Linked DNA regions of Mus musculus: all the other regions are linked to region 5. The links are chromatin loops, found by intact Hi-C in ENCODE. Cell type or tissue: left cerebral cortex. All regions are shown on one strand.

Region 1 (4,000 bases), 270 kb after region 5:
GGAGTAAAAAGATTCTATAGAGAGTCTAAGCAAAGCACAGGCAGACAGGACTGTCTCATCCTGGAAGACTGTTCAAAATAGTGGTACAGTCAAAAAATAAAATTATTCTGTACTTGTTCTATAAGGGTTCATGATTCATGAAGAATGATAGCCCAGACTCAAATTGTATGCAACAGCAAAGAGTGTTTATTCTGCAGAGAACCTGCATGCCAGGTTCCACCATACAGAATGGAAGAAAGAGGTATGGACTTTGCAGGGTTAATTTAAAGCCTGTGAGGGAACGAGTGGGTGACTTTTACCTGTCTTTCCTTAAATTGGTTGACTCTATCTCCAGGGCTATGGGTGCCTTCGTGATTGGTTAAGGCTCTGGGGGTTTGGTCTTTTGCTGATTAACTATACTAGGCTCAAGCTAGCCTAGTATACAAGCAGCTTCTACAGCTCCTGATTGGCTGCCCGTGAGTTTGGCCCAGGATAGGTGGTAGGTCAGCTTTCTGAACAGCTACTCATTAGGGGTAGTTTTTCCTGGAATAAATTTGCTTTGGACTTTTCCAGTTCTAGGAAACAGAACTAGTCTCCCAAACTTCCAGTTTGCAGCCTGTCATGGAGTCAGCCTCGCTCTGGGTAACTCTGTCCTCTCAGGTCTATTTCTAACTCTTGTACACTGAGATTTGTATCCAGCTAAGAGTCTTAGTATTTGTTGAGAATATTGTCATTCGTCCATATGGCATTTTGAGGTTTAGCAGAGGAGCTAAAACGCGTAGCTTCTTACTGCTTGCCTTCGGCTCCCAGCCTTGCTACTTATTATCTGAGCAACTCATTTGGCTGCCCCATGCTTTTAATTTTTTTCTCCTACTGGTATAAGAACAGTTTCTATGTTGTTCGGTTGCTATGGGGATTAACAAGTCAATACACATCCTATTTAATTATCTAAGCAATAAAACAAATAGAATACAAAAATGTGTGGCATCAAAAATAAATAAGTAAATAAATAAACCACCGTGCTTGAGGGTGAAGCAAAAGCTAGACCCAGCTCTGTGGGAGCAGTGGAGGGAGGGAATGACCTTGTCCACATACACCATGTCACCTTTCAAAGCCATCTTCCTCTACATCAGTTATATCTTTGTCACTGCAAAGAATGAGGGGCTCAGTTTCAAGCAGAAGTAATTTAGAAAGCCATTTTTCTGTACTTAGTACCCATATTGTAGAGTGATGTACATAAACAGAAAGCTGAGAAAATTCTGGTACAAAGAAGTAAAGTGCGTATAAGCCTTATATCTGTGTCAACATTTGCAAACATGGATCACGCAACATCCTTACTGCCACTCTTGGGATGCATATGAGACAATCACCCAGTGGGTTAGACCACTGAGTGACACCGTGGCATCTTAGTCTGTGTACCCTGGGTTCATGAAGCTCTCAGGATAGCCTTTCTCAGATCATGTCTTTGTTCGTGGATGACCCAAGACCACACACATGTACACATACAATACAATAACTGTTTACTATTCTTTTCCAGTTTTTTTTGGATAGGTTTAAAAAGTCATTTATACATACAAATAATTTTGCCTCATTTTAAAAATTTTAACCGTGTGAAATTTTAACTATAAATGTTAAATTCCTTTTCCAATTCCCACTTCACAGCCCATAGAAAAGTAGTTCTTACCTACAAATGTATCTTAATCGCTGTTCCAACTTCTCAGAGAGTATCATGTATTTTCTCTTATTTCAATATATCAGGTTTTAAAGTTACAAAAAGGAAAAAAAAAAAGAATGATTGAGTTGGCACTAATATAGTGTAAGTATGACCTCCACTGGCTAACTGTGGAATTGCACAGTTGTTACCAGTTTAAAATTATTTTAAATTCAGTTTATGAGAAAAGGATGCTCAGGATGCTTGGGAAGTGAAAAATGAGTTATCTTTCTAATAATCATGTTTGCTTCTATTTTAAATAACATTTATCACTGTATATTTGTGACTACTAAAATGAAATGATGATTCTTGTCTCTAAAGAGATATTTCAAGGCAGATTTAGAATCAATATTATTATTAACTCTACATAGTTATTGTGTTATAATATTTTAAATTTCGATAACATGCAAAAATCTATAAATGTGCTTGTAAAGTATATAGCTTTACCAAATAAATGTTTTGTTACGTACATATAACTGTAAATATAATATGGTGTTTTAATATATACAACACAAAATGGACTAACTACTACAACAAAACTAATTAACCTATCTCCTCAGATATTGTCCTCATTATTTTAACTGTCAGCTAGACACAAACCTAGTATTATCTGGGAAGAGAACTTCAGTTGATGAATTGGTTAGATCAGATTAGCATGTAGGCATGTCCTTAATGGAGTCTCTTGATTGTAAATTGGTGTAGGGAGCCCAGTCTACCACGGGTAGCACCATTCACTAGGCAAAGTGGTCCTGAACTACAAAAGGAAAGTAGTTGAGCAGAAGTCTGCCTGCCAGCCAGCAGGCAGCATCCTCTGTGGTTCTCAACGCACTTCTTTGTCTGTAAAGTGAGTTCATTGGTCAGAGAATGAGTTGTGGTCACAGCTCTATTTCCTTTGGCAATTTGAAGTATACAACCAAATACAGTTCAGGCCTTACACTGAACATCAGATTCCAGATCTTACTCATCTTTTGTGGGCACTACAGCCTCATTTCCCTCACTCCTCCAAACTCTGAGAACTGCCATTCTACTCTCTGCATGCAGTCATTCGGCATTTTGGATTCCATGAGTCAGTTGAGACCATCACAGTATTTTCTATCTCCAGTTTATTTTATGTGACATAATGTCCCCCAGTTTCATCCACGCTGTTGCAGATAACAGGATTTCCAATTTTTTTAAAGATGAGTAGCAGCCATGTGTATATAGATGCATAATGTCTTCATATTGTTCATCTATTCACAGAAAGTTATCTCGTTTCTCTATCTTGGCTGCTGTGAATGCTGCTAAGATGGACACAATATAGAATGTATATTTTTGAGATATTCATTACATTTATTGTTTTAAAATCATTAAATAACCATTGAATAAATACTGTCCCACCACATCCTTAGAAATAATAGGCTCATCTAAGAATATTTTCTGTCAATGTCTCTGTTATGCTTAGCTTGCTACGTTTCAATCATAATTACCATATGTCAGTTAATTTTGCCTTGGTACTCAGCATTATCTGCCTAGATAGTTTCTGCCATATATTATCTTTTTATTCAGCTGGGCGGTAATGGTATACACCTTTAATCCTAGCACTCAGAAGGCAGAGGCAGGTGAATCTCTGAGCTTGAGGCCAGCCTGGTCTACAGAGTTCCACGACAGCCAGAGCAAAACAGAGAAACCATGTCTTAAAAGAACAGGAAAATAGTTATCATTTTATTTCTCATTGATAATTTGAATATGCCTTAATTTGATTGAGTATTCCCCTCTTGTTGATATGCTCACTGTTTCCAATGCCAAATGACTAAAAGTCACACTGAAATTAATATTTTCATTATAGAAGCATCCAGTAAAATAATAGAATGTTAGATAGTTGTGATTAAGAACTCAAGAAGTTAGATTCCAGAGAATCAAATAATCCTATTAAAAATGGGAACAAAGCTAAACAAAGAATTTTCAACTGAGGAATATTGAATGGCCGAGAAGCGACTAAAGAAATGTTTATTATCCTTAATCACCAGGGAAATGCAACTCAAACAACCCTGAGATTCCACCTCACACCAGTCAGAATGGCTAAGATAAAAAACTCAGGTGATAGCAGATACTGGCAAGGATGTGGAGAAAGAGGAACACTCCTCCATTACTGATGAGATTGAAAGCAGATACAACCACTCTGGAAACCAGTCTGACTGTTTCTCAGAAAATTAAACATAGTATTACCTGAGAACCCAGCTATACCACTCCTGGGCATATACCCAAAAGATGCTTCAACACGGAATAAGGACACATGTTCCACTATGTTCATAGCAGTCTAATAAATAATAG
Region 2 (4,000 bases), 100 kb before region 5:
CATTTAACCTCACTACTGCCAACTGGATGATATGGGTGAGCAAGAGAATCTGTTCTCAGGCTTTCCAGTCTCTATGGTGGGGAAGCAACTTCAGCGATTATCCCCTACTTTCCAGTAATTCGGTGTATTGCTGCTCTTCTCTGGACCTGGTACAGAGACATCAGAAAGCTCATTAACACTTGCAGACCTCTTAGGAGACCCTTAAGAGTGTTTCAGTGGCAATTTACTAAATGGTTTCCCGTAGCGAGATGAAAGTGCTATCTATCAGACCACCCAAGTGCCTCAAAGTCCTAGAGCTCAGAGGCGAAAAGTGACCTCTCTTTGCTCTGGTATAACGATAACAACTGTTATTCTTCTCTGCTTTTCAGTTTCTAGTATTGCATCAAGCTATTGGACTATGATTAGCTGCGATGTTAATTTCGGGTAAAGTGATGCTTCTGCATCATCTTCCTCAGAAGAAAGAATGATCAGTTGTACTGCACTGGTGATGACCAATGGATAGAGCATCCGCAGCCTGTTTCCCAGTCATCTACTGAACAGGAAGAGTGCTGGGTGTAGTCATGTCTCATCAAATCCTATAGTTTAGTTTTCTTAATGGAATTGTAGTTTCACTGAAATGTAAACTGAAGAGCTGCTCAGGACAGTTTATGAACATCTTAGTTGACTAAGTTTCACTTTGGACAATGCCACCAAAAGAGCATTCTAGATGTTCATAAATAAATAAAGATAAATAGATCCATTTTCCACGCATAAGATTCTCTACTCCTCCAAACCACAATTCTATTGCAACACTCAGCTGTTCTCTCAACTATAAATAGCAGATCTCTCCTTAAGTGCTCCCAGTCTTATGTTAGCCCAACCAAGTTCACCATTTTCCTCACCCTGGAATATTTCCTGGATGCCACTCTCACTGCCTTCTATTTTAACAAAGAAACAGAAACTATATAGGAAGCAGAATAAGAGTACATGGACTGGAGGAGAGTGGTCTATAACATAACGGAATTAAAATGTCTATTAGTCATCTGAAATTGATCTCTGGGCAGAAGTGGAAGTGAAATAAACATGTAGATGTCTTGGTTATTAGAGTTGTGGATGTGTAATGAGTTAGGCCAGGGAAAGCAATGAGAAACAGGTAATAGAGGGAAAAAAACGTGATTATTTTTCCGCTAATAAAGACCACTTGATGTAGAAATGTGAGTGAATCCGAACTTCTAAAACCTAAAACCCTGATGCCTTCTAACATTCAAGCTGTCAGGACCAGTCATGCACATGGACAAATGCAGCCTTCAGCACTGTATAATTGTGCCCAGGGGCTTCACTGGGAAGCTGGCCAATTTCACAGGGTAATCACACTGATTTATAGGTTAAGAATTAAGTGCCCAAGAACCCTGTAGAGTCTCAATTGCTTTGTCCAATTTTGTTAAAATATGTTTTCACTTTTGGTTATTCCATATTAAAACCTCAGTAAAACATTGCATGCTTCTTGAGATACACTTAAGGTGTAAATTAGTGGAATAAACATAACTTTGAAACCCCAAGTCAAGCATTCTTTTCTGTTTATATGTCTTAAGAATTTTATTAATTTATAGCTTTTATTTGCCTTTATGTGAGACAAAAGGAGCCAATCAGTCTGTTATTATTATTTTAACTTTCTTTGTTTCTTTCTTTCTTATTATTGAGATGACATCATGTGGTATTGGCAGGCTTCTACCACACTATGAAGCTAAGAATGTTAGGATTATAGATATGCACTATTTTGTTACATTTTATGAAGTGCTTGGCCCAGGGTTTCTTTCATGCATGTTAGGCAAGCTCACTACTAGCTGAACTCTGTGTTTAACATCTTTTGGACAATAGTAATCTTTGTCTCTTGAAGTTACTTAAATATTTGAATGAGGCAGTACCTGAGAAGAAACTAGAACATAGAGATGATCAAAGGAGTTATTTCAGGCATGGTGGGTGACTTATGCCTATGATTCTAGCATTCCAGAGCTGATAGGAGAGAATGTCTATAAGGTGAAAGCAAGTTTGAGTTACCCGATAAGTTCCAGAGCACCCTCAGCTACAGAATCAGAGAAAATTATTTTATAAATGTATCCTCCATACTAACTACATGCAAAGGCAGTACCTAATACCAGACTTTATTGTATAAAGAGATTTAATCTGATTTTTTCAGTTCAAAATAAACCCAGCTAACTAACAGGAGAAGCTCAGATAAATACTCTGTACAAATAGCCATGCAGAGAACATGTATATGGCCAGCAGGAAGGTTGCTTTGTTTCTCAGAGCAAGAGAGGAGAACCTGACTATACTAGACGAGACTGCGTTTTCTCCCAGATTGCCAGGTGGGGACAGTTTTGAAATACTTAACCCTATGTGGCATGAGGCTGCCGTGACTAAGAAATGATGCACAAAGTTCCGCGTAGGTTATGCGTTTTTCCCCCACAGAAGATAGTCCATAATTTACATCAGAATTATATACTGTAGGGAAAGTTGCTGACTGGATGAACAAAATTAAAATAGACACAGAACTCTCGCATCATCTGAATTAAATTTAGAAAAGAATTTCAAAGGAGATGAGAAAGCTTGGGGAAAAAAATTGAGTGTCTGATGTTTCTCCCAAATTAGAAACAAAAACTAATGTTTCCATTTGCATGGGTGCTAGTTTGTTTTTGTTTTGTTTTGCTTTTTGTTTGTTTGTTTGTTTTTTGTTTGTTTTTGGTTAACCTAAAAAAGTTTGGGAGTTCAACCTGACAAACTAAGGGTGGGAACAATAAGCCCAGCCCCAGCCCTGTCGTTGAGGCCAAGACTAATTCACAGGCTGTTTCTATGCAGATGGTGCCATGCAGTGGTGCATTATCTGAGGAAATAGAGATTAACATTAGGAATTAAAAAAAAAAATCAAGCAGCTTCAAATGCCTATAATGCCTATCGTGTCAGAAAGTTCTTAGTCCAAAATCTTAGTGAGGTCACTGAGTTTTGCTGGTAGGTAACTGGGTAAAGGGTTTGTGGTATTTTAGAGTCTGATGACCAAGGTCATGAGTAAGTAGCTTGGCCGTTTGTTAATCCTTCAGGCAAGTCACACAATCCTTTTCTTTTTTCTCCCCCAACTTTGGAACATTTTAATCAGACTCCATCATAGATGCTAACATGAAAAATTCTTTGCTCTCTCTCATCAATGTCATTCAGGGACAATATACTCACCAGACACAATAACGACTTGAAAGTAACAATTTGTCTAGGTTTTCTTACAATTCAGCAGCTCCGGGCATATATAATAACTAGTCATTATATATTAACTAACTCCACAAAAATAGTAACAGTCTTAGGCACAATATCACAGATTCACCCTTCCCTCCTTTCTATTTTCTTCTTTCTACCTCTAGTATCCTGAAGCAACAACAGTTGACCATGCATGAGTCAGTGCTAGGCCCTCTGCATAAGTGCTGTGGTTGTTTCGATGAGGTTTTTGTTGCTTTCCTAAGACTGATAGCATGGATGTCTGTGACTCTTTGGCTTGCTCATGGGACCCTTTTCCTCCTGCTGGATTGCCTCATCCAGTCTTAATACCAGGGTTTATGTTTTGTTGTAGTACATCTTGTTATGGCATGTTTGAGTGATATTTATGGGAGGCCTGCCCATTTTTGAAGGGAATCAGAGGAGCCTTGACTTTTGAAGGAGAGGGAATGTGGAGACCCAGAAGAGGGGAAAAAAGGGAGGCTGTGATCAGAATGCATTTTATGAGAGAGGAATAAAGGAAAAGGCAAGAGTCAGAGAGACCCATAAGTAATCAGGGTGTTAAGAACATTTCTTAAAAGATTATTTATACTTGATATGATACAAAGGGCTAAATTTCATTGATCTTCTATTTTTGCCCCTGAAAAAAAAAAAGCTTGGTGCTTATTAGAGTAATTTGAAACAAGAAGCTATGTAAATAAAAATTAAACTCTTCAAGAGTACATAGGAAATGGGTACAATGTTAGAAGAGATTCATTTTTTC
Region 3 (4,000 bases), 620 kb before region 5:
GGTAGCTCAGAATAAAGGTTTTCAAGGACCAACTCAGAAATAGAGCAAAGACCCATGCTATGTGGTTGTTTTATTTGTTCAATCCCACTAAAGTCCTTATTTTTCCAAAATGTGTTGTCTGCTTGTGACTTGTTGAAATTCTGATTTTCTTTAGTGTAGTAGTTGACAAGAAATACTTCGTTAAGATTTGCTTACATGAGCATACCAGACAAGGTTTGTACACCCACGATATCTGCCTGGTTGTGTGTACTCAGAGAAAATGTGTTTGTTGGTGTTCTTCATCATGTAAGACCATGTTACTAGGAAAAAATGGGACCTCAACCTTAGCTCACCAGACTGAGCTTGGTGATCACCGAATGTTTTCATCCGTGCTGGCTAGCATCCATTCCTCAAATGATGAAGGAATCAGTATTCTGTCATCATGAATAAAATGATATAATTAACTATTTAATTCTGTTTATCTTCAATGATTTCTTGTACAGTGCCATTTTATTCTAGGAGGTAAAAGACAGATGCTGCAACAGAGTGATAAGAAATGGAAGGTTCACTGGTCTGTTGTTTTGAACTTGCTGAATTTGAATTCTCCAGAGTTATAGCCAAGATACTGATATGTCACTTTGCCATAAGATCCTCAGTGACACTTATAAATATTTTCAATTGTACTCTGAGAACCAAAGTGTTCCAGGACCTAAACAAGCAGACACAGGTATTATTAGACCAATGACAAGAACACTGGATGATAGCAATTAGTGAAAGTATGTTTTTCAGACTTAATGGTTAGAAAAAAAGTTTTAAGTATTTTCTAATATGACCACATGAGCTAAATATCATTCTGTCTGAAAAAGTCCACTTAATTATTTCCTTATATTAACTTCTACACTTGGAACCACATAAGTTATAAATGTCCCAGGATTGTATGTGTTATTTTTGTACTAGAACTTTTAAAGAAATTTAATCAGCAAAACGTCAAGCATCTGTTTTTAAGAAAGATTTACTTATTTTATGTATGTGATCACACTGTCCCTGTGTTTTTAGACACACCAGAAGAGGGCATCAGATTTCATTACAGATGGTTGTGAGCCACCATGTGGTTGCTGGGAATTGAACTCAGGACCTCTGAAAGAGCAATCAGTGTTCTTAACCTCTGAACCATTCCTCTAGCTTCTCAAGTACCTTTTAAACTCTGAAAGTATTTTCTGATTTCTGGGGTTTTCTTTTCAGAGAACTTATGGCAATAAAATGAAACCAGGTGTCTTTTTCTCCCTTTCAAAAGTTATGAATAGTTTAAAGCATTGAGAGTCATGTGATTTGGCTCTTGACCTTAGAAAACACAAGCTTCCAAACTGAGAACTTAACCCAGCACATCTTACTGAAACTTATCTTCAAGCCATATATACTATTAGAACAGAAGTGTTGGGATTAATACTAAGGATGTCAGTGATTCCTTTAAAAATGGCCTAGATTATGTGTTTAAGTAAATTCAGTTGTTGTATTGCTTTAGTTACTTAGAATTAAACAATATATATATATATTCTGATTATCCAGTTTCTTAAAATAATAAGCATTTAGATATGTGATTCAATTCATCCTGTTCCCTCTCATTTGTAATTCTATTTCGTAGTGTAACACCCAGTGGAAAACAAAACCAAACCAACAAAACAAATTGAAGGAAAGTGAACACTAGGGGGCGCATGGAGCTTCTTATAAATATATTCTTTTCTCAAATTGACTGCTAGTCAAAACTTTTTAGTTTGTGAATTTGGTGAGATAGTATTTTATTATACCGATTATATATTTTTTTGTCAAAACTAAAGAAGTGAATGATAAAATGGTGTGTCAACTTGTAATTTTATAACTAGATTTTAATTCACTGCCTCTAATATATCACAGAGATTCTATACATCACACACAAGGTAGCTAATGTCTCTGACATTCACGTGTTAGTAAAAGCCACATGATATGCTTCCAAATACAACCAAGGCAAGTATAGAGCAACACTGTTTGCTGTTTATTTGTTTGTATGTTTTTGTAGCTAATTGAAAAAAAAACTGTTCTGAATCTTTATTTTACTTTTAAACTAACAATAGCAATGATGGTTAGAATTCAGGCTGTGTCTTTATCCAAAGCACTGCATTGAAACATGTCGTTCAGTCTTCTCTTTTACATTTTCAGTGTGGAGCAGTGCTATCGATGAGGAAAGACACTGAGCAATTAAGTAGCTCTTTCAAACACTTTTAAAAAGTTAATGAAACTGAAAGCAAGCTCAGAATCTAGGCCTGAGTGTCACCAAAATCCCCTTAGTTTTGATTGATTACCAATTGACCATTTGGCTCAGATCCACAGTTAGCCTTAGTTTAAGATATTCTTGTCTCAAACCATGTGTCTTGATTTTAAGAGAAAAAAATGACCCTTGCTTAAGAAAGTATAATATCATAAAATACTTTATGATATACAATTGGTAGATTTTAAAATAATATAATTTTAAATAATGTTTTTATTAATACTTTTAGAACTTCATGGTGTATTGTGATCCTATTCAAACCCTTTCCCCAATTTCTCCCAGACCCATAAGCCCTAGCCTACCCACTCCTGTCTTTTTTTTCTCCCCTTCCAGTCTAGCTAGTATTGCTCAAATATCCTTTTGTTTGTGGTCAAATCCTGGTGTGTCTTCAAACTACCAGGAGTCACCCCGGTAGAGTTGTCAGAGCTCTTAACTGCTGAGCCATCTCTCCAGCCCCAATGACCAGAGTTTTTAACTATATATTTTCATAAATGTCTGTAAAACTGTAGTTTTATTATACTGAGTGTAAACACAAAAGCTGTACCACAGGGGAACAGAGCAGGTGGAAAAAGGAAAGGGCAATACAGAACACGACCATGTTATAAAGGACTTTGGTTGAAGGATAGTCAGTGAGTAAAAGAAAGGAATTGTGCTTCAATATAACAGCCTTACCGAGTTAGAACCTACACACCATAAAATTCATCCCTTTAAATCATTCTGCACCATGGTGTATGGTATATTCTCAGATTTACAGAGTTGTCACCAGAATCTCATTTGGGTCATTTCAAAAAGGGACTCTATTGGCATTAGAGGTCACTTCCCAATCTTCTTTCCATCTAGTCCCTGACGCTCTGAATCTACTTCTTGTGTTCATAGACTTGTTACATAACATGATCTTCATTGTGACTGGATCCTTCCACTTAGAGTACTGTTTTTTAGATTCATCTATGATTGAAATTCTCTTATGGGGATGGGCACATAAGCATTTTATTCTATTTTTTATGGCCAAATAATGTCACTCAGTAAAGACACTGTATTTTGCCTAGGTATTTTTTTTTCTTTAATTTCACTAACCTCATCTGCTAGAGTAAGAAATAATAAGTTTCCATTTGCTAGCTGATGGATATTAGGGATTCCACGCGTCTTTAAAAGCAATGCTGGCAAGAACATTCATGTACCAAATGTGGTGCGTCTGAACTGTGTTTTTAATTCTCAGTTTAGGAGTTACATTATTGCGTCATATGAAACTACTGTGTAACTTGATGCTCATTTTGAAGAAGCTGACAGACTGAGTTCTCAGGCAGAGGTGACAGTTTGCCTCACCACAGAAGTACACCAGAGTTCAGGTTTGTCTCCATTCACACACCAGTAGCTGTAAGTCTCTGCTGTGTGTGTGTGTGTGTGTGTGTGTGTGTGTGTGTTTGTGTGTGTGTGTGTGTGTGTGTGTGTGTGTGTGGTGTGCATTTCCTTGGTGGCTGATGATAGTATGAAATTTTTGTGGCTTTGGACATTTCTACATCTTTAAAAAAATGTCTTTACAAATGCTTTCTGTAGTTAATTCTAAACATTTGTCAGAAATTTGATTTTAGAACAATTTGGCAACCATTTTCTCATTTGGTGGTTGGTTCTCTCTCTCTCTCTCTCTCTCTCTCTCTCTCTCTCTCTCTCTCTCTCTCTCTCTCTCCCTGTATATTCATACATGTGATTTGATGAATAATG
Region 4 (4,000 bases), 460 kb before region 5:
TCTTCTGATTATGAGAAAGACATTGGGCTGGAGAGATGATGCAAGGAAACTGAGATCACAGATGCCAACTGTAAGTGAGAGTACAGAAATGGCTGAGTCATGATTGGAAGGAAGGTTTATTTTGTAGATGAGAGAGACAGAGAGAGACAGAGACAGAGAGACAAAGTCAGAGACACAGACAGACAACACACAGAAAGAGAAACTGAGAGAGAGTCAGAGAAAGAGACAGACACAGAAAGACAGAGAGAAAGAGAAACACAAGGGTGGGGGGAGAGAAAATCTGAAGGCAGCTGAAAGAATCCAAAACAGAGAGAGAGAGAGAAAAGAAGACTGGGCATAGCCAGAGGTATCAGCATGATGGGTTTTTTTGTTTGTTTGTTTGTTTTGTTTTGTTGTTTTTTTGTTTTCCTGTTTTTTTTTCTGTGAACATACATAGGTATTGATTGATTGATTGATTGATTGATGTAAATCCTAACCACAGTTTTCTCTCCCACTTCTTCTCCTAGCTTTCCCACCTCCTCCCAGATTTTCTCCCAAATCCATTTCTCTTCTGTTTCCTCTTCAGCAAAGAGGAGGCATCCATGGTTATCAATCAGTTCTGACATATCAAGTTGCAGTAAGACAGGGAGCATCTTTTCCTATTGAAACTAGATAGGCAAACCAGTAGGAGTAAAGTCAGGCAACAAAGCCAGGGACAGCCCCTAATCCTACTGTTAGGAGTCTCACATGAAGACCACCCCTGACACTGCTAATGATTTTCTGCTACACTTGCAAACAGGAGCCTAGCATAGTTGTCATCAGAGAGACTTCACCTAGCAACTGATGGAAACATTCAGAGACCCATAGCCAAACACTAAATAGAGCTAGAGGAATCTTGTGAAAGAGAGGGATGAAGAATTGAAGAAGCCAAAGGAGTCAAAGACACCATAAGAGAACCCACAGAATCAACTAACCTAGATCTATATGGGTTCACAGAGACCAAACAAACAACCAGTGATCCTTCATGGGTCTGACCTAGGCCCTCTGCACTTATGTTACAGTTATGTGTCTTGTAACTTATTTTATTTATTTATCTATTTATTTATTTATTTATTTATTTATTTGGTGACATTAGCCAACTTTTATTAGATTTTTTGTGCTAGGCACTATTTGAACATAGCCACCCCCATCCTACATCTCTTCTTCTACTTCCTCCTTCCCTTCCTTTCAAGAAGATCTTAGTATGTAGCTCTAGCTGGCCTGGAACTGAGGATAACCTTCAACTTGGAATCCTTATGCCTCCGTCTCCCAAAGGCTGGCATCATAAGGATGCAGTGGCACTGTAGGCAAATACTGTGAGCCTTTCCATCTTGCCAGGTGAATGTAAAGGAGTTCCTGTTGTCAGCACCATGTTACCAATAAAGAAATAGGATTTGAAGGCTTAGCTTGCTCCAGGCCTTGGTATGAGTAGACTTAAATCCAATTAACTTGGCTTTGAGTTAAGCCAGCCCCAATTAACTTGGCTTTGAGTTTGTACCTCCAGTCACTGTACCACCCTGCCTTTTGGCACACTGAATTTCTATTAACTTTATGTGAATTCACTTTTCTGAGCATTCTTCATGGCAACTGTCTTAGTTACAGTTCCATTCCCGTGAACAGACACCATGACCAAGGCAAGTCTTATAAAGGACAATATTTAAATGGGGCTGGCTTACTGGGTCTGAGGTTCAGTCCATTATCATTATGGCAGGAAGCATGGTAGCATTTAGGCAGTCATGGTGCCAGAGGAGCTGAGAGGTCTACATCTCATCCCAAAAGCAAACAGAAGACTGCTTCCAAGCAGCTATGAGAAAGGTCTGTCAAAGCCCAACTCCATAGTGACACACTTCCTCCAACAAGGTCACAACTAATAGTACCACTTCCTGGGCCAAGCATATTCAAATCACCATATTCCATTCCCTGGTCCCATAGACTTGTTCAAGCACATGAGTCTGTGGGTGCCATACCTAGCCATACTATAATGCAAAACAATTTAGTCCAACTTCAAAAAGTCCCACAGTCTCAACAATGTTAAAAGTCCAAACTTCAAAGTTTCTTCTGAGATTCATGCAATCTCTTAACTGTAATCCCCTAAGAAATAAAAAGAAAAAAGCAGATTACATACCCCCAACATCATACAGGATATACATTACCATTCCAAAACATCTTAGTGAGGAAATACTGGACCTAAGCAAGACAGAAAACCAGTTGGTTTTCCAATCTCCATGTCTCCATGTCTGAGACATAAAAACATGTTAAACTGTTTTTCCGATCTCTAAATCCTTTCCTCCTTGTTGACTGCTGTTAGCAGATTTGGAATTCAGGAGAAACAAACTTGATTCTCTTGGGCTGGTTCCACTCACTGTTGGCAGCTTTCCTTGGCAGATATTCCATAGCTCTGGCATCTTTAACATCTCGGAGTGTCCAAGTCAACTTCAGCTTCACAGCTTCTTGTTTCAATGTCTATGATCCACACACGATCTTCTGAGCTCCCCCAAAGGGCTTGTGTCACTTCTCCAGGTCTGCCCTCAGCAGAGCAGAGTCTTTGGTTGATTCTACTCCACTGCTGCTGCTGTTCTTGGTGGTCATCCCATGGTACTAGCATCTCTAATACAGCGGGGTCTTCTGTTGTAACCAGACTTCACCAATAGTCTCTCATAGGCTCTCTTTATGGTGCCAAGCCTCAACTTCTTTGCATGACCCCTTCAGTCCTGGGCTGTCAGTGGCAACTGAGGCTGTACCTTCACTAATGGCCTTCTCTGGCCTCTCACAATGCCAAGCCTCAGCTGCTCTCCATGACTCCTTCGTGCTTTGAAAACCAATATCACCTGGGTGATTCTTACTCATTAACAAGTCCAGCTGAAGCACAAGGTACAACCTTGCCTATCTCTAGACACAGCTTCTTTGTGCTCTCAGAAAAAACTTCCCAGAAGATTTCACCTCAGTAATGCTGGTATCTTTTGAATCATTAATTTCTTAGCTCCAGCTAACCAGCATCAATTGTCCCAGCAGTCCCTTCTATTCTTCATTCTATAACCAGAGCCACGTGGTTGAAGCTGCCAAGTTCTGCTACTTGCTGGGACTGGAACATGTCCCCCCTCCCCACCCCCCTTGTAACCTTATTTTTACATGGAGAAAGAACAGGTATGTGGGAGGAGGAAAGCTTGTAACCTAAAATAGCCCAGGAGCTAGCATCATGAAGGAGGGGTGGGGGAGATGAGAAGGGTCAGAAAATGAATAACAAGTACATACGGATAGGGAAATGCAGAACATATACTTATGAATAAGGACTGAAGGAGCCTGGAGGATAATGTGTGCTTTAATGTTTAACCCCCAGCACATGCTTTTCTGGCAAGCAAGAACCCTTTTCACAAGTTCATAAGCAAAGCTTGGACCTAACACCAACTTTCAAAACATCTAATATAAGTCTATAATAAATGTTTTGCTGAAGTTTTCATCAGAACATTAGTTCTGTCTCTGCCACTAAATGCCAATGAGATATGAATATATCTATTTTCAACTTGAGTTAATAGGTACTCTTGTTAAATTTAAATAAATGCCAAAAAAAATTAAATAATACTGTCTAATGACTACTACTTATTGTGTTAGTCAGGTGTCAAATCATTACTTTGCCTAAATATTTCATTTATTTCATTTTAGTCAACTTGTAGTCAATCTCTCTAAGTTTATTAAGTACCTTCTCATTCTAAGTACTAAATATGTTTAGGTGGTTTTTCTCCTATTTTTCTTGTTTTATCCTTTCTTCTATCTAAGTCTTTCCCACTTGTACTATATGTATTATCCCTTTAAAGGATTGTTTTAGGCAAATTAAAGCAAAGAAAGTCTCTGATAAACCAATTAACACTGGGGTGTAAATAAATGACTGGCAGATTCTAAAATGTGTTAACTCGTCAGAAATATGTACATATTAATAAAGGACAGAACATTTTTCTCCAAGGACTGAGGTTTTAACAGAAAAGAT
Region 5 (4,000 bases):
CTCAGGGAAGATGGACAGTCTTCTACTCAAGCTTTGTTGGGCTATATTCCACAGTTAGGTTGATTCAGAACTGTGGACAGCTCCCTCCCTTGCATGCTGGTAAGGGCAATTTCGGTTAGTTTCTAAACGCTACTGGAAGTAATGTTGTTTTTTATTATTGCTATGTTTGCTGGCAGTTTACCGGAAGCCTATGCATCCACTCAGTGTGCACATAGACCCCTTTCGTTGTTGTTGTTTATTTTATTGTTGTTGCTGCTGCTGCTGTCGCTTTCCCTAGTTGGAACGAATGAAATAAACAAGTGAATATCACCTCTAGTTACTAGTTTGGGATTTTTAGAAGGAAGCTCTGCCTGTGTTCAGGAGCGTGTCGCAGTAATAAGAGGATCTGCTTCACGACCTTCATTTGTCAGTCTCTAAACATGCTTATTAACCAAATGAATACTCGAGCCACAAATAAGATCAGGAAACTCATATTAATTTTCTCCTGCTGACAGCTCTGCTGCCCTTCTTCCCAGGCTGGGAAACTGGAAAGACATTTCTGAAATGGATTTGTAGTCAAGGTCAAGAGCGGGTGTCGCTCTATTTCAGGAAGGGGACTTTGAAAACGACCCCCCTGCCTCTGTTTCGGGAACTCAAGGCTTCCAGTCAAGTTCTTGCCCAGTGGGGCAGCGCCCGCTCCGCTAAAATCTCAAGTCAGAGACTGACTACCCAAGCGCAAGTGCCCTTCCTGTGCCTGCCAGCCACTGATCTGGAGAAATTCAGTGGTGACAGGGGTGCCTATAAGCATAAGAACAACAGATTAACACTCCCAGGGGCGAGAGTGGCAGGAACAGCTAGGACCTGTGAGTCACTGTCTCCAGTTTCCTCATCTCCGGGATCCCAGAAGCATCTTTTTTCATTTCTTTGGGGAACTGCTCTTAGCAAGGATACCTGTCTCGTCCTAACATTACCAAACTAAAAGTTTCCCTAGTGCAACTTAACAACCTCCCGTCCACGGGTCACGGTGGCCTTCTTCCCTCCTCTGCTGTCCCCAAAGTTCACCAGGCAAAGGAGAAGAGCCTCCCTGGCGCTCCGGGGAGAAGAAACTCCCTACCCTAAACCTGTCGTCGGTGGAAACTAGTTGGAAGAGTGGAGTATGGCCAGTCTAAGTAGAAGCCTCCAGCATCGCCGCCCCGCCTGCCCCGCACCCCCACTGTGAATCCCCGGGGCGCACCTTCCCAGAGGCAGGATAGGATGCTGGAAGGCGCGTCAGGGGGAGCAGGGTGGGGCGGCTCCAGGGAGTCCTCACCTGAAGTCACTGTACGGATGGATAATCCAGAAGCCTGCAGTTTTAACCCTTTCCTGCTCCTTCTCCACCGCCTTCTGGCTCCCAAACATGCGGAGGGAGAATTTGTTGACCCCAGGCTGCAGCATGGAGGTGAACTGCCTCTGCATGAAACCATACTGCCGCCGGGGCCCCTCGGCATCCTCGAAGCTGCCCGCCGGCTCCTCTCCTCCGCCGCCGTCCACCTTGAAGCACACGGAGTTGCCATGTTCCTTCCCGGCCGCGCCGCCCCCCGGCGGGGTCCCCAGGCGCTTGTCGGCCGCCACCGGCCCCGTCGCGGGCGCCTTGGAGGGGAAGACGCTGTTGCCATCGTCGCGGCTGTTGGACGCGGAGTTGGGTTTGCCGCCGCCTTCCATGCCCGGAGGACGCGACCGGCGACGGCGCGGGCTCCAGACTCGCCGGGGGCTCGAAGCCAAGGAGCAGGGGCCGGAGCCGGCTGCCCGTCGCGGCGGCAGCGGCGGCGGCGGCTACTGCTTCCCGCCCGCCCGCTGCTCCGCTGCGCGCCTGGCTCCCGCCGCCGCCGCTGCCCTCAGTGGCTGCGCTGCCGGCTCTGCCGCGCTCCGGGCTCCGCCGCGCCTGGTACTGAGGCTGAGGCTGAGGCTGCGGGCGCGGGGCGAGGCTCCTCCGCTCGGCACCCGCGCGCCAGCGCCGCCCCTCGGCTGCCCCCTGCTGGCCGCAGACCGCCTCTACCCGCGCGCGCCCCGCCGCTCGCCTGTGCCACTTCTGCCCAGCGTGACATTGAACTCCTGAGCCCGCCCCGGACGCGTATTTGTACGTTTGGAGGGAGGCTCTCTGGATGTGGGTTTGCAAAAGTGGGAGGGCAGAAAAGGGAAGGAGGGGGAGGAAAAGGGGAGGAGGGAAACGACAGAGGGAAGGAGAGATGGAAGGAGGGAGGCAGGGGGGGAGAAGGGAAAGACAGACAGACAGACAGACAGACAGACAGAGACTGAGAGAGAGCTGAACTAGCAAATTGCGTTAATTCAGAACAAAACTCCACCTAAAACACCAGAGACACTGAACGCCTGTTGGAATGATGTTACAAATAGAGAAAGGGGGTCAGGTTAATTCTGCACACTATCAATCCACTTGTAAAGCTAGGTGAAGATAAAATCAAGGAGACACGCTGAAAAAGGCATGTCGTGGAAAAGAGGGAGAGAGGGACAGAAGAGAGAAGCAAGAAGACAAGAGGGAAAAATGAAAGATGGGGGCGGGGAGGGGCACACAACTAGCAAATAGATCTTTGTAGCCCTGGATAATCAGCTGCCTGGAGCTTTTCAGATTAAGGATCTGTACCTAGGGACAGACAACTGACCTCCTTCTACTTATCCTGTTTATTCTCACACAGCTCCTTAAACGGGAATGGGGTTCCTTCCTAGGAAGGCCACTAACATCAACACACATGTGAGCAAATTTATTGGCCAGTCCTGCTGGAAAGAAAAGAAAAAAATGTGTAAGAGATAAGTGGCCTAAGATGACCTTCCTTTTAAGATAAGTTATACAATCAATAACCACACAGAGAGATAAATATGCCGCACTGTGTTCAGCAACACCAGGCTCAGAGGTCGAGATAACTTGGAATCCAGTCAGGATGCCATGAAGTATTCTCTGGTGAAGTTGACCACGTGCGACTGATGCTGAGGACAGCGATCTCAGATTTCTCTTGTTCCCTTGGTGTCTCCCCAACCCACTGGATTAGCTAATGGAAGCAAAATGTGCTGCCAAAGTTACCATTCACTCAGCAGGGCATCTTGGAAGTCTGAAGAGTTTCGAGACTATAAGCAGCCCAGAACATCTGTTCAAGATACCAGCAAGCATTACCTCCATGCCCACAGCCTCTTCAAAGCCAAGCTCACCCAGCCAAGACATAGATAGATCCTCTGATTTACTGTTTGCTAAGGTCGCATGGGAGAGAAGAGACACTTCGGGAAGAGATTCTTTGTCAGAGTGCCAACCTGTGGCACAAGATGAAAAAAAAAAACAGGTGAGGCCAATCACTTTGGGTTTTGTTCTGTTTTGTACTCGGGGAAAACCTGAAATCTGTGATGAAGCCAAGAAACAAGAGAAGCAAGAACAAGAAAGTTCATGAGTTTTCAGAGAAGCCAAGGAAGGAATAGAGAACAGTAGGTCACACAGTATCTGCTTTCAGCCAATCCAAACACACTCTCACAAAATAAATTTATATGGTCAAAATGTTATGATCAGTGATAGGGAAATAGTGGTATAGCATTCTGATCTAGCAGCATAGTGACCTTGGAAACCACAGGTCAGAGGATGATATTCGATGGCAGAGGCAGAGATAACAAGGATGAACAAAACCAAACGCCCTCAAATGGTACAGTATTCAGTCCCACTTTTTAATCATTAAACTGAAAACATTTCTCTACTTTTTCCCATTCTGTATGCCTCCTGATTACCTCTATTTTCAGTGTGAAAATGTATATTTTAACATAAATTTTAAGTTTTATAATAATGTAAAAAAGGACCACCTAGGATGTAATGCTGTCTTGATAAGTTATTCATTCATTCATTCATTCATTCATTCATTTAACAAACCCTTGTCTTTGTTCTATTTCAACTTGTTCGTGATCATGAACAGGCAGTTACTTCAGTAAACTTTCCCTGAGTGTCACTGTCTGTGCTCAGTATGACAGAACTGCTGATGAAAACAAAATCTTA
Region 6 (4,000 bases), 200 kb before region 5:
CAAATATTTTAACAGCATTTTCTTGCAGAGCAGTTGAAAGTATTTATTTCATAAATGGTTTCAATTACGTCTTTAGTGTTTATATGTTCCTGTCTCTGTTTTGTTCACTACAATGCATATTAAAATTGTAATACATTCTTTGCTCCAAAAAGAAGATCTCATTAATTCTGTATTTTGAGCTACAACCAGAAACACAGTCCCGGGTTTGCTATGCACTTATTTCCTTCACAAAGACATGGCACTGAGAGGAAATAAAATGACTTTACAGAGGAAAATGAAGAGATGTGGCCTATTAAACATTATTAAATTTTGAGATACAACTCTTACAAATGGATTAACATCTTTCTTGAAAACAAATAATGAGTTTTCTTAAAATAGGATTAAACATCACAAAATTAGTCCTTGCAGTACTGGAGAAGTAACTAAAGATGGGGCTGTTAGAAAATACTTCAGAATTTTTTCTTTTACTTTCTCTTTTAGCCCTTTCAACATGCTCTTCATTCCCTTTCCTTCTCAGCAAATGCCTGGTCCAGATTCTTTATGCTCCATGAAGAGATCACAGAAAACTCTATTTTTATTGTAAATTACCCAAATTCAAGTACTATGACATAGGAACAGACAATGGACACATGCAAATATATTTCACTTACAAACTTCCCTAATTGATTTGGAGAGATAGCTTAGTGGAGAAAGCACTTGCCTTTGTCCTGCTACCATGAGGATAAGAGTTTGGAAGTGATAACTGGGCTGCAGTTATTTCTGAACTCCAGAGGCAGAGTATAAAAAATCAAAAACAAACAAACAAGAAAAACAACAAAAAACCCAAAGCAAGTTTATAGGCTAGATGAGCCAGAATTATCAAGTCTTAAGTTCAGGGAAAGATCCTGCTGTGATAAAATAGAGTAGAGAACAATCAAGAAAAACACTTCAGACACCTATGATCAAGTTCTGTACACACACACACACACACACACACACACACACATACACACACACACACACACACATTTATTTAAATGACACAGTATTCTTCACTTTAAAGGGAAGACATGATTTCTTGGAATGGAAAAGTACTAACTCACCATGCAAGGAAAAAATAATTTTACTTCCTGGAATTAAACTTGAATTAAAGGGTTGTTTGTGTTGTTGTTGTTTTAATATATACAACTCATCTTATATATTTGTTGTCAGCACAAAAGAAGTAAAATTTTGAGAATGAAAATATTTTTTCCTAGCATAAATACTGTATAGAGCCAATACTTAGACATGTGTCATGCAATCTCAAAATTCATAGCCTACACTTCTTTTATTTTTATTAGATATATTCTTCATTTACATTTCAAATGCTATCCTGAAAGTCCCCTATACCCTCCCCCTGCCCTGCTCCCCAACCCACCCCCTCCCACTTCCTGGCCCTGACATTCCCCTGTACTGGGGCATATAATCTTCACAAGACCAAAAGCCTCTCCTCCCATTGATGGCCTACTAGGCCATCTTCTGCTACATATGCAGCTAGAGACACGAGCTCTGGGGGTACTTGTTAGTTCATATTGTTGTTCCTCCTTTTGGGTTGCAGACCCCTTCAGCTCCTTGGGTATTTTCTCTAGCTCCTTCATTGGGGGCCCTGTGTTCCATCCAATAGCTAACTGTGAGCATCCACTTCTGTATTTGCCAGTCACTGTCATAGCCTCATAAGAGACAGCTATATCAGGTCCTGTCACCATATCAGTCTACTTGAACAGTGTGCAAACCACCCTGTAGTACCATTTGCTATGGAAAATCGATAGAGTGAGAGGACAGTAAAAACGGGCTTCCTCAAAGGGCTGTAGAGGTAAAGACAGTGCTTCCCAATTCTGCATGCAGTGGCCAGCACGGTGTCATCCTGCCTTGGCACACACTCTTGTTATTCTGGCAGATGAGTCCAACAAATTCAGAATTCTCATTTATTTGAGTGGGTTTCTGTCAAATACTTGCTGGAAGATTAAGTAGTGCTGGTTCACTGTCTTGGCATCTGCCTCCTGAAAGATATCACTGAGTAACAAATTTTGGGAAGAGGCCAGTAAAACAGGACTACATGTCTTAGTGAGGAAACCACGCTATTTGCTTTTTAACGACACTCAAGAAAGTAGAAAAACTGTTCTCTTGCCATAAAAGGAAAGCAAACCTGAAAAACTACAAAACCACTGGCAACATGGATAGCAGCTCAAGGTACAATTGAGTCAGCTCTCATCCCTTAGAAATGGGCAGTGTGTAAGTTGCATAACTTGGATTTTCTCCAGAACGGAAAGTGAACTATGACACTTTGTCAGCTCAGATAATCATGCATCTGGATACTTTTCAGGCCACCTGAGGCATTAAAAAAGCTAATAACCATAATATGGAGTGTGTTGTACGATCCACTCTAAATGAGAGGGTCCTTAAGAATACTAAATATTGTTTGTAAAAACTGGGTTTCTTCTATCACCCAGTCCCATCTGTGTGTGAGGTATAGGCCATGTGAAGAACACACACTGGCTCTAATCCTCATGGCTCCTAGGGTCTGCAATGGCACCTCACTAACCCACACAAAGATGATGTCTTCATCTTTGATCTACCCCCTGTTTAAAACGATGGGCTTTCTCTTTAGACCCACCAAAGAGTTTCTGCAATTGCCATTCCCCCTTTAAATAACATTGTTACATTCCTACTTAGATTTCATTAATTTATTATGGGAGGGGATGGGTTAGTCAGCTATTGGATGGAACACAGGGCCCCCAATGGAGGAGCTAGAGAAAGTACACAAGGACCTAAAAGGGTTGCAACCCTATAGGTGGAACAACAATATGAACTAACCAGTACCCCCAGAGCTCGTGTCTCTAGCTGCATATGTAGCAGAAGATGGCCTAGTCGGCCATCATTGGGAAGAGAGACCCCTTGGTCTTGCAAACTTTATATGCCTCAGTACAGGGGAACGCCAGGGCCAAGAAGTGGGAGTGGGTGGATAGGGGAGTGGGGGGGGGGAGGGTATGGGGGACTTTTGGGATAGCATTTGAAATGTAAATGAAGAAAATAGTTAATAATTAAAAAAACGAATATTGCCGGGTTTGGGGGCGCACACCTTTAATGCCAGCACTCGAGAGGCAGAGGCAGGCAGATTTCTGAGTTCGAGGCCAGCCTGGTCTACAAAGTGCATTACAGGACAGCCAGGGCTACACAGAGAAACCCTGTCTAGAACAAAAAAAAAAAAAAAGAATATCCTTGGTCTTTTCATTTCAGTCATCATTGTCTGGATATAAAATTCTAGATTAGAAATAATTTTCTCAAATATACTAACATGATTCCATTTGTTTTGGGATACAGTGAAATTGTATCTTTCCACATAAATGGTTTCAATTTTTTACATGTGGAATTTTTCATCCTATGTGTGTAGGAGGAATGGGATGGGAAGTCAGTTGTTGACAATGACTGATGGAGGGGTCCCACTGGTTTGAGGTCCATCACTGTGGCCAGCACACTGATTCATCCGTGTTCTGGATCATCCTTAGAATCCATGTCTACACAGGATGACAGTTCTGTGTGCAGTTTAGACTTCAGTAGTTGCCTCTTGTTGCTTTTATTGCTTCAGCATATTGGCTCTCAATAAAAAAAGAAGTGGATACCTTTTATGTTAATAGGAGTCATTTCAGCCACTTAAACGTGTCCTTTCTGTTTTATGGGATTGTTCTTTTGTTCACATGGACCTCATGATTATGAATATTTAGGAAATACAAAAAGCACACAAGTATGTCTTCCCATTTTTCCATAAGTTTTCATCTTATAATGTAAATTTTTCCAATCATGTGAGCTGTCAAATCAGTTATTAATGCTGTATTGTTACTGAAATTCATAACTGCACATTCTTTTGGAAATAATTCATGCTCAAATGTATTTATAACCAAAGTGTTACTTAAGATAGACCATATTTGAAGTGTATTTTCTAACCTGTTATCCTTTCAATAATCTGTATGTCGGCTAATTTTAC
Region 7 (4,000 bases), 750 kb before region 5:
AAAATTTTAAATTAGGATTTAACCATTCAGATAAAATATAACTAATGCATACTCATTGTCCAGTATTTCACATTAGTTGTAGTACATATTTTTTTAGCGAATATTTTGTATATCAAAAGGGAATTTACTAGATTAGATTATAGGAGCTGGTTCGGGTATTTACACAATGGCTGTCACACACTGGAAAGCAGAGATTTCAGAAACTGCTCAAAAATCCACAAGGCTTGATGTCTCAGCACTTCCAATATGGTGCTTAAAGTCTGTCTGGAGGATTCCTGGTGACCTGTTAGTATTCGTTCTTCGTTGGAAGTATGAGGAAGTTGGCTCTTCACCAGCAAAAGGACGCAGTAACTACAGGACCGATGGACTTGACAGCAACAGTGTAGGCAAGCAAGCAAAAGCCGGGTTTGCTGCTTCGGTGTCCTCACATGTGGGATGCAGATAGCATTCATGCACGTTTAGGGTGGGGCTCCCTGCTTAAAATACCCGGATCGAGAAAGTCCCTCCCAGGAGTGCCCAGCAACTTGTGTTTCAGTTGACTCTACAGGCGGTCGACAATCAAGATTAGTAAGCAAATAAATATATTGGCTTGATCAAATATTTTGGGATTAATATAACCAAGAAGTCACAATTAGTTTAAAATGTTTATGTGTTCTTGCATACTGGAGCAATAGTAGTAAACGACGTAGCTAGGAAACTTTACATATATGTTTTTATAGTACCGTCATTTAAATTTGCAACAGAATTATACCTAAACATGGAAATAAATGGAATACCAGAGGGTGATACAGGCTACATCTAGTATGAACATTCAGACTCTATAAGTTTTAAAAAGTAATTTGAATAAAATGAAAATATTTTAGCACTATTCAGTGGTATAATTGTGGATAGATGACATCCACAAGATAAGGTTTTGTCTTTGACAGCTCATACCTTCAATCCTTACATAGAAGAAATGAGACACAGGGATTTTCATGAATTCAAGACCTTTCTGGGATACAAAGCAAACTGTAGGCCAGTATGTGCAACAGAGTAAAGAACTATCTCCAAAAAAGTGTACTGTGAGCTCAAAAAACAGAATAATTATAAGTAAAAAAGCAAGGCAGAACAAAATTACCACTCTAAGTTCATAGCACTATGCCACAGGTCGTTCACAGACCTGAGATGCCCCTTCATGTATGCGGAGATCATTAACGTCTTGCAAAGAAGACAATTGAGTACCAGAAACAGAAGGATTTGCCCGCGTGTCTGTGTAAAATGAAGAAAATAATAGCATGTGGTTCATACAACTAACAGATTATTAATGTAAAATTGTCTAAAAAGGTAATGTGGGTTCTAGATTCTTCAGTCTTAAAGTAGAAATACTGACATCCACTTTGTCAAGAGTAATAGACCCCTATATAGCTTGCTTGATAGATGGCTAGTTGGTCAGGGATGTTTTAAAAATTTTGCCTTGCCAACATTTCTTCGGAAGCTTGTAAATGGTAAGGATTAGTAGAAAATATTTGTAAAAGATTCATATGTGTGTGTGTTTGTGCATGCGCACCTGAATGTGTGTGTGTGTGCATATGTATGTACATGCTTGTGTGCATATACGTGTGTGCACGCCTGGTTGTGTGCATGTGTGTGCATGCGCGTGTGTGTGTGTGTGTATGTGTACATGCATGTGTGGGGTGTGTACATGTGTATGTACATGTATGTATGCATGTGTGTGGGCATGCATGCATGCATACTTGTGTGCATGCATGTGCGTGCGTGTGTGTGCATTGTGTGTGCATGTGTGCGTGCCTCTGTGTGTGTGTGTGTGTGTGTTTGTGTGTATATTCACGAAGTTGTGTGTGGTTTCAGGTGTCTGACATGGATACTAGAGTCCGTATAATCTCTGCTTCTGTGCATGAGTAGTTTCTCTAGCCCTGAAATCGAAAACACTTTTGTTTGCAAATACTTCTACACTCAGAAGTAACATAAAAACATATTTTTTATGTTCTAATCTTTATACATTATTATATTTAACGTTTAGGTTGTTGTGTTGATACTACTTTTGGTGTTTGTTCATATATTTAAAAAGATTAAGATTCAGCTCATTACCAGAACAAAATTAAATATCTTTTGCAATTTGTTTTGAGGACTGTTTCTATGCAAAACAAAATTAAGGTTCGGAACAAAACACACAGGCAGGGAAATCCATCTCCATAAATTGTAAAACCAGCAATGCTTCTTTCTAACCACCAGAGGGCGTCAAAAGACCTGCAACAACCGCGATTCTACTTCCCGAAGAGGAGAAATCTCTAAGTTGCTGAAATTCTTAGCAAGTAGTTTACTCAATATCCTAAGTCCTATCGCTCTACAGTCTTAAGATTGAACATTTCTGCCTGTTAGAATGAAAACTAAGCCGACAAAATTGATATCCGGTTCTCAAACGCAAAGGAACTTCAGGATATTATTCTATGTCATTTTGGTAGCTATTAGAGAGCTTCTGATGTTACTAACAATTAAAACGATAGGAAAATTCGGATAAATGTTACTGAAAAGTAGAAATCACTATGACTTATGTTAAATATGAACTGCAATTATAGATGAATTGTGTGCAATCATATTGTATATTTGTGTATACTATTTTAAGATTTTTAACATCTTTACATTTTAACATTGTGAGCCTAGCCTGAACATAAACTAATCCTTCAAAAAATATGTGTATGTGTGTGTGTGTGTGTGTGTGTGTGTGTGTGTGTGTGTGTGTGTGTGTGTGTGTGTGTGTGTGTCTGTCTGTGAGTCTGTGTGTCTGTGTGTGTATGTGTGCTTGAAGAGGTTCAGGAGGCTCACTGGGTGTGTGGAGGTCACAATTCAACTTGTAGGAGTTGTTTTCTTTTTTCATTCTTGATCTCAAGGGCTAGCCTGTGGTTGTGAAGCCTGGTAGATATCGGTTTTAGCCAGTGAACCCTGTTGCAGTTCCTGCCCTTTAGTTCTATGTTTAGCCACTAGCTTTATGGAAACACACAATGGTTTCTTGATTAGGAGCCAAAGAAAAATATTTCAAAGTCACATAATGAAATGAGAAACTATTGAAATGGTTAAATCATTTTCTTTCTCTTCACTAGCCTATCTGTTATCTCTTGAACTTATAAGACAAAAAATTATGTTTACTGCTTCTCCTAGGGACACAAAGCATGTTGCCTATAGTACCCAAAATATTTACTATCTTTGCCAAAAAAAAAAAATCCTTAACTGTAGATGATATCAATGTTAAAATTGATCATATGTTGTTTTGGGCATGATGTGGCCAGAAATATTGAATGTCCAACCTCTTTAATCCGTACAAATGCAGAAATACTAAGTTCCCAGTGAAGGAACAGATAAAAGCATATGTGTAACAAACTTCTGTTAGATAAAAGTGAAATTAGCCAAAATAAAAGTAAAGAAAATATAATGAGTAGATTGAATAAAATGTTGACATCATAAAGAAATCTGGTGGTGTGTCCAATAGCTTTTGTAAAAGCTTCCTGGTTCTGATTATTTTATTATTTGCTCATCGGAAAAGTTCTAATGTACTAATGTAGCCTGAGAAGACTGATCTGTTCCGTTTCCCTGAGAAATTGTACCAAGGTGAACTTGGGTGGTTTTCCCCTGAACCTCTGTTATTTGTACCTTTTTACTGCATTCCCAGTAATTAAAACAGCAGGTTACAGATGGGTTATTTCAGCATGATCACACTTGCCCTCAAGGTAGAGGGGCATTGTGTGGCTTAGACAATGTCCATTATTTGCAGGCAAGAATCTCTCAGGTTGTCCTTGGAGAAAAATCAGCCTAGGCAGGTCTCCTGTTTGTCTCATGAGTTTTTGAAATGAACGATGCTAGAGACTGTTGTCTGAGCTGCTTCTCCTGGAAAAAGCAATTCAATAATTGCATGCTTTTGATGTCAACGTGACATGAAGTTGAAGAGACTCTGTTATTCAAGAGAAAATCTGAGAGGAAAAAAAATTTTAAAAAGACTTCTTTGAAG

The links. Peaks named below come from ENCODE experiments on the same cell type or tissue, not always from the same donor. Only the 100,000 strongest peaks of a DNase experiment are listed, where the experiment ranks them.
Region 1: a loop joins it to region 5, with 2.8 times the contacts of the local background. A loop is called at or near these places in 2 of 42 quality-filtered maps.
Region 2: it touches region 5 in a loop (3-fold over the local background); 2 of 42 quality-filtered maps call a loop at or near these places.
Region 3: a loop joins it to region 5, with 7 times the contacts of the local background. A loop is called at or near these places in 13 of 42 quality-filtered maps.
Region 4: it touches region 5 in a loop (4-fold over the local background); 2 of 42 quality-filtered maps call a loop at or near these places.
Region 6: a loop joins it to region 5, with 4 times the contacts of the local background. A loop is called at or near these places in 9 of 42 quality-filtered maps.
Region 7: it touches region 5 in a loop (6-fold over the local background); 11 of 42 quality-filtered maps call a loop at or near these places.

The regions. Positions count from the first base shown.
Region 1 is chr13:117,332,138-117,336,137 of GRCm38, reverse strand. No RefSeq gene overlaps it. Among named protein-coding and RNA genes, the nearest start is that of Emb, 110 kb to the right of the region's middle. In left cerebral cortex, a CTCF peak has its summit at 1,809; a DNase peak (open chromatin) is centred at 1,814.
Region 2 is chr13:117,703,504-117,707,503 of GRCm38, reverse strand. The region is part of intron 2 of Hcn1 (hyperpolarization activated cyclic nucleotide gated potassium channel 1); the gene reads right to left. 4933413L06Rik (RIKEN cDNA 4933413L06 gene) reads left to right here. Exons shown (of 5, transcript NR_045508.1): 5 at 369-740. Among named protein-coding and RNA genes, the nearest start is that of 4933413L06Rik, 15 kb to the left of the region's middle. In left cerebral cortex, no CTCF peak of the experiment used is centred here; DNase peaks (open chromatin) are centred at 741 and 2,379.
Region 3 is chr13:118,225,233-118,229,232 of GRCm38, reverse strand. No RefSeq gene overlaps it. Among named protein-coding and RNA genes, the nearest start is that of Mrps30, 160 kb to the left of the region's middle. In left cerebral cortex, a CTCF peak has its summit at 1,687 (motif pointing right); a DNase peak (open chromatin) is centred at 1,677.
Region 4 is chr13:118,061,735-118,065,734 of GRCm38, reverse strand. No RefSeq gene overlaps it. Among named protein-coding and RNA genes, the nearest start is that of Gm26349, 27 kb to the right of the region's middle. In left cerebral cortex, no CTCF peak of the experiment used is centred here; a DNase peak (open chromatin) is centred at 2,417.
Region 5 is chr13:117,600,384-117,604,383 of GRCm38, reverse strand. It overlaps Hcn1 (hyperpolarization activated cyclic nucleotide gated potassium channel 1), which reads right to left and starts at 2,064. Exons shown (of 8, transcript NM_010408.3): 1 at 1,289-2,064. The coding sequence starts at 1,680. In left cerebral cortex, a CTCF peak has its summit at 2,015 (motif pointing left); DNase peaks (open chromatin) are centred at 1,670, 1,994, 2,606, 3,098 and 3 more places; H3K4me3 peaks cover 2,218 bases; H3K27ac peaks cover 1,797 bases.
Region 6 is chr13:117,797,704-117,801,703 of GRCm38, reverse strand. All of the region lies in intron 2 of Hcn1 (hyperpolarization activated cyclic nucleotide gated potassium channel 1), which reads right to left. Among named protein-coding and RNA genes, the nearest start is that of 4933413L06Rik, 80 kb to the right of the region's middle. In left cerebral cortex, a CTCF peak has its summit at 418; a DNase peak (open chromatin) is centred at 2,036.
Region 7 is chr13:118,348,759-118,352,758 of GRCm38, reverse strand. No RefSeq gene overlaps it. Among named protein-coding and RNA genes, the nearest start is that of Mrps30, 36 kb to the left of the region's middle. In left cerebral cortex, a CTCF peak has its summit at 2,233 (motif pointing right); a DNase peak (open chromatin) is centred at 2,265.